Regions from separate parts of the Mus musculus genome. Here region 2 is linked to region 1. The links are chromatin loops, found by intact Hi-C in ENCODE. Cell type or tissue: left cerebral cortex. All regions are shown on one strand. Each heading gives the region's core, and the rest is flanking DNA. Links, peaks and the distances in the headings are about the cores only. Region 1 overlaps Top2b (topoisomerase (DNA) II beta). Region 2 overlaps Ngly1 (N-glycanase 1).

What was found. A loop is a pair of places that touch in the nucleus more often than their neighbours do. Peaks named below come from ENCODE experiments on the same cell type or tissue, not always from the same donor. Only the 100,000 strongest peaks of a DNase experiment are listed, where the experiment ranks them.
Region 2: a loop joins it to region 1, with 2.5 times the contacts of the local background. A loop is called at or near these places in 6 of 42 quality-filtered maps.

The regions. Positions count from the first base shown.
Region 1 is chr14:16,365,821-16,368,628 of GRCm38, reverse strand. The region is part of intron 1 of Top2b (topoisomerase (DNA) II beta); the gene reads right to left. Among named protein-coding and RNA genes, the nearest start is that of Top2b, 2.0 kb to the right of the region's middle. In left cerebral cortex, for the core only: a CTCF peak has its summit at 1,461 (motif pointing left); DNase peaks (open chromatin) are centred at 1,439 and 2,528; H3K4me3 peaks cover 1,429 bases; H3K27ac peaks cover 493 bases.
Region 2 is chr14:16,291,336-16,294,143 of GRCm38, reverse strand. All of the region lies in intron 9 of Ngly1 (N-glycanase 1), which reads right to left. Among named protein-coding and RNA genes, the nearest start is that of Ngly1, 43 kb to the right of the region's middle. In left cerebral cortex, for the core only: no CTCF peak of the experiment used is centred there; a DNase peak (open chromatin) is centred at 1,570; H3K27ac peaks cover 311 bases.

The DNA of each region.
Region 1 (2,808 bases), core at 184-2,683:
CTGGCTATCATGTTTTTAAATATTTTGTCACTTTATATAGCTTATTTTATTTTTAGTTAAAATAGAATTACATTGTTTCCTCCCTTTCTTTTTCTTCCTCTAACCCATACCATGTTCTCCCACTATATTAATCTACAATCCAGAGTATTCATTTGAAAAAATATGTCATTAATTTATAGCCTAGTGTTTTCTCAAAAATTTGCTACAACCTGATTAAAAAATTAGTATCTTCTACTAACCAAGTCTTACAAGCTAAAAATTCAAGAAACTTGACTGCTTTAAATTTAGTGTGTATTTAATTTTAAATAGTTACACTACATTTTTCTAATTTCAGTTAGGATACTAAAAACCAAAATCAAATCAAATTAATCATTATAAGCAAAAAGTAGTGTTAAGAACCCCTCTATTGCATTGTGTCTGACACTAAAAGGTAATCTTTCATCACAAGAGAGTATCAACACACAGACTGAAGGTAGTACAGCAACTCCTTGGCTAACATAAGGTAGGTGGATTAACTCCAGTTTTGTATTACTATTCACAAACAGATGGCAACATGAGACTAGCTTCACTGTCGCAGTAAGCCCCCAAACTCCCACAATGAAAATCTAACTTTTCACCTAGCTAAATAATCTTATGTAAAATCAAAAAAAAATAAAAAAATAAAAAAAAAGATTTAAGCTCTCTGAAAAAAAGTCTCACCTGCAATATGTATTGCAGACAGAATATGAGCCTATGTCAAAGCCCACATCAACTCACTGTAACATCTTCCAGTAAAGAAAACCAGCCAGGCCCTGTGTGATGGCTCACATGTGTAATCTTAGCACTCATGAAGCTAAGGAAGGAGGATCATAAGTTCAAAACCCATCTAGGTAGGAAAATGTGCATATATACACTCTCTCCTCTCATACACAAATGCACAAGAATTTAAAGCAACCTGTAAGCTTTATTACAGACATAAAGATGCTCGCTCTAGAAACATAAAGCAAGCACAAACCTGAAAGAGGACTTCTAATGTGATTGTCTTTTCAATAACCTAATTCAACAAGAAATATTATTTAAGATCAAATTCTATTTTACTGTAATTCCCATAATCTAGTTTATAGTAGATTTAGTCAATGTGACTATTTTAGTTTCAAATAGATTTTTTCTAATTTTGAATGAAACTCTACAAATTTTGCTCAATTTTGTATGTAAATTAAAGTTTCCCCATTGATCTTAAAAGGAAAGGTGCCCATTAAATTGTTTATAAAGTTAATAACAGCAAATTAAAATATTGCTACCATGAATTAAAAACAATCCAACTGTGTCACAAAATGTTTGCTATGGTGACAGAATTTGAGAGATGCACTAGCTGCTCTTCCAGAGGAACTGGGTTCCAGAGGATCTGGGTGGCTGCAGTTCCACAATATAGATGCCCTCTTCTGGTCTTCCTTGCCTAGGCACCAGACACTTAAGTGTTGCACAAGCAGGCAAAACACCCATACACATAAAATAACAACGTAAAAATATTTGCCAAAAGAGGGGAGGGGGAACTAGAGAGATAGTTCAGTGGTTAAGAGCACTCACTGCACTTCTAAAGGTCCTGAGTTCAATTCCCAGCACCCATATGGACGGTCACAATTTTCTGATGCTGTCTTCTGGTGTGTGAAGTACATGTAGACAAAAGCACTCATATACATAAATAAATCTTAAAAAGAAATATTTGCCATTGTGGAACCAAGTTACAGACAAACTTCTCAGATGTCAGTGCTTCACAATTACCAGTGACACTGGCATATGATCACACATGTTCAGATGTTTAGTTTTAGTATCCGATAAGGGACAGTAATTTCAATCATTCTTTTCATGGACACTTATCCACTACCTTACTATCTAACTTTTCTTCTCCACGCTCGCCTTCTATACTGTCTAGAAGTACGTATGTCTGGAGATTTGAAGATAAGTACCTGGCAAGTTACACTGTAAAGTATCTTCTCGAGGCCCTGCAAATGCTGAAACTGTTTTTCTGCTCTTCATAGAAACATCCTTTTTATAAACAACACTTGTCGATAGAAACGACTGCTACCCCAGCCTCATCGAAACCTCAACCAAACAAAGAAAACAAGGAACAAAAATGCCAACCAATACCAAAGTTCCTTAGTGTGTTCAAAAGGCGGGGAACTAGGATCCTCTGGAAGGGATGTGTTAAAGTCCCTGAAATGTGTAAATTTTCTGTCCAAGCTGCTGGCCTCATCTACTAAGTCCGGTGTTTTGTTTGGGAAATGACCCTGGTCTGAACTCAGTGCTGAGTAAGTGAAATGCTGGAGTTATCGATCTGTCCTGGGAGCCGCGTTCCAACTGCTCCCGCTGCACTTGCTAAGTCCACCTCCCTCCAGGAACTGAGCTCTGCAATCCTCCAAGTTCAGGCTTAAGCACCCCCTCACCTCCGAGGGACACCCCTGGGCCCCCACACGGTGTACACGGGAGGCTGACGTAAGTAAACTCTTCTTTTAATCCCGCGGGCGGTCTCTAGCCTGCTGTCAAAGTCGTCCCAAATACCCTCTCTGCGGAATGAGCCTTTTCTGGGGAGGCGCAACCCGCAGTGACCATTCAAGTGCACATTCCTCTGGGACAGGCCGCCGGAAGCCGTAGCATACCGGGCACTATTTTCTGGTGCTGCACTTATGGAGGGTTGGCCCGGAGGCTCGCATTATCGCGGTCCCCCCACTCTCGGTGTGCACCCTGAAGTTTCCGGTGAGCATTGTTCAGCAGCCTGAGCCTTGGTGGAGGCGAAAGCAGAGAGAAAGGGCACACGGGGCTAGGCCCCGA
Region 2 (2,808 bases), core at 94-2,593, 74 kb after region 1:
TTCCTGTTTATGACTCTCAGCTGCAAGTGTCAGTGCCACGTCTACCTACTTGCCTGCCTGCTGCCATGTTCCCCTTCCCTGAGGGTGGTGGACTCCTTTTCTTCTGGAAATAAAAGTCCAAATAAACCCCATCTTCTGTAAGTTACCTTGGTCATATTGGTTTGTCCCAGCAATAGAAAACCCATCTACCTACATACACTCATTCCCTCATTTCTACTCTTCTACCTCCATCTGTAACTCTGACACTAAAGGTTATTACCAGCTTTGCACTCTTTCAACTTCTCTGTCTGTGCTCCACACAGATAATAGTGATCCCAAGGTGAAAACTTGATAACTGAATTGTCTCCAGATCCTGCCAAGGCCCACAGGAAGGCAAAACCATCAGCAATCTTTGTACTCTCAACTTGATATAACAGTTATTACTCCATCACAACAGTGGGGCACACTATGAAAATATCTAACAAAAGTGTATGTATGTGTACATGCATGTGTGTAATGTTTTAAAATATCATTTAGTGGGTGTGGTGGAGCAAACATAATTGCAGTCAGTACTGGGAAGGCTAATGAAGGAATAAAATAGCAAGTTTGACACCAACCTGAACTGCACTGCAAGATCTTATCTTTAAAAGACAAAAAAATAGCAAAACCCCTCATCAGTCTACATATGAAGGAGAATGAATTTCTTTAGCAGAAACTGTCTATTTGCTCTCAAAGGTGAATAAAAGCAAGTCATTATTTTTTAGAATTTGATTTTAGCAAGTTCTGTTTTAGCATTCTCAATTCTCTTCCTATCTTCTTCCTTTCTCCCACCTTCCTTCTTTCCTTTTGTGGCACTGAGGACCTATCACCTCAGTGCCACAAAACATGAGCATGCACTTCTACAACCCAACATCTTCTCTGTTTTATCAAAGATATTTCAGAGTGCTAACACAAACCACAGAAAAGTGTTTGGAATGATAACCTATTCTCCCATAAAGGATAACTATCTGTCAAAATTTTTAAAAAGCACATTACTGAATATAGCATGTATGGAAAGAAGCAAAGCAACACATAACAAGATTAATATTTCATTAAAAAAATAGAGACCATGCTGATCTCAAAATTGAGATCCTCCTGTCTCAGTCTTCCTAGGGCTGGAACTACAGGCATGTGCCATCCCTCTTAGTCTTCATAAAATGAAGTTAAGATAAAACTTTCCTTTCTGGAAACAATATCAGCAATATTTTCTTCTTGCTCCAAATGATTGTGAGATCAAGATGCAATTATTATTTAGGGTTAACACTCCTTTAAGCTCACTTTTAGAACATCCATTTGTAATGTGAGAATCAGTGGTTTCTTTTTAAATCCATGGCAGTAAGATGGTCTCCAGAAACTGAGAAAATCTCAAAGTTTTCAACAGGGAAAAATAAGCTCATTCTATGGCCCAGTTTGTATTTTTAAAGTTTAATTAGTGTATACCCATGTAAGAGGAAGCACACTCACTCCAAAGGAAAGGAACTCAAGACCTAAATAATGTCCCTGTTTTCAGCTGAACACAGCTGTGAGTTAAACGAGCTCTTTAATGGCTAAATCTAGACTCAGACTCCTAGCTTTCACTGTGTCAGCAGTGAATGGAACTATTTGTTGAACTTGGCTGTTATAATTCTACAGCTAAAGCAACATTACTAACAGCCTGCCACAGATGATGGAATGAACTAAAAAGCAAACACAGAATTTACTGGGACTCTGGGACATGAAAAATGAACAATGGCATACTTAGATAAAGGTGACATAAAAGTTTAATTTGTTCAGAATTGTCACTATGTAATGGGTCATTTTCCTTTCAGGCACTTTCATTATGTAGCTTCCTAGGCTCTATGTCTGCTGAATAATGCAGCAATGCTTCTTGAAGCTCCCTAGATAAGAGGCAATCTAGTGCCCTATGTCTCCCTGCACATGGACTTCCACCATACAGATCAGTTCCAGTGTTAGGCATTCCATTTCTATAGATATAGGTGAGAGCAACCCTACCCTCAGTACTGAGGCCTGAGGACAGAGCCTCACACATGCTTGGCAAGTGCTGTACTGCTGAGTTTCTTTCTCGAACTTCTTTCCCTTTGACAAAAGTTTCACTGATGGTCATACTGAACTTGAAGTTTTCCTGCTTTAGCCTCCCTAATATCTAGTGATGCAAGTGGGTGGCAACAGAAACAGGTACATAATAATTCTTAGACTAAATAAAGCAGGTTTTGATAGCCTTATCCACTAAGGCAACCAATTGTTAGAAATGTGAGCAGAGACTGAAGGAATGATCAGACAGAGACTCCCCCACCTGGGGATCCATCCCATCCATCCCTTTTTTTTTTTTTTTTTGTTTCTCTGTATAGCCCTGGGTGTCCTGGAACTCACTTTGTAGACCAGGCTGGCCTTGAACTCAGAAATCCACCTGCCTCTGCCTCCTGAGTGTTGGGATTAAAGGCATGTGCCACCACGCCCGGCTGGGGGATCCATCCTATATATAATCACCAACCCCAGACACTATTGTGGATGCCAACAAGTGCTTGCTGACAGCAGCCTGATATAGCTGTCCCCTGAGAGGCTCTTCCAGTGCCTGACAAATACAGAAGTGGATGCTCACAGCTATACATTGGAGCACAGGGTCCCCAATTAAGGAGCTAGAGAAAGTACCCAAGGAGTTGAAGGTGTCTGCAGCCCCATAGGAAGAACAACAATATGAACTAACAAGAACCTCTGGAGCTCCCAGGGACTAAACCACCAACCAAAGAGTACACATGGTGGGACTCATGGCTCCAGCTACATATGTAGCAG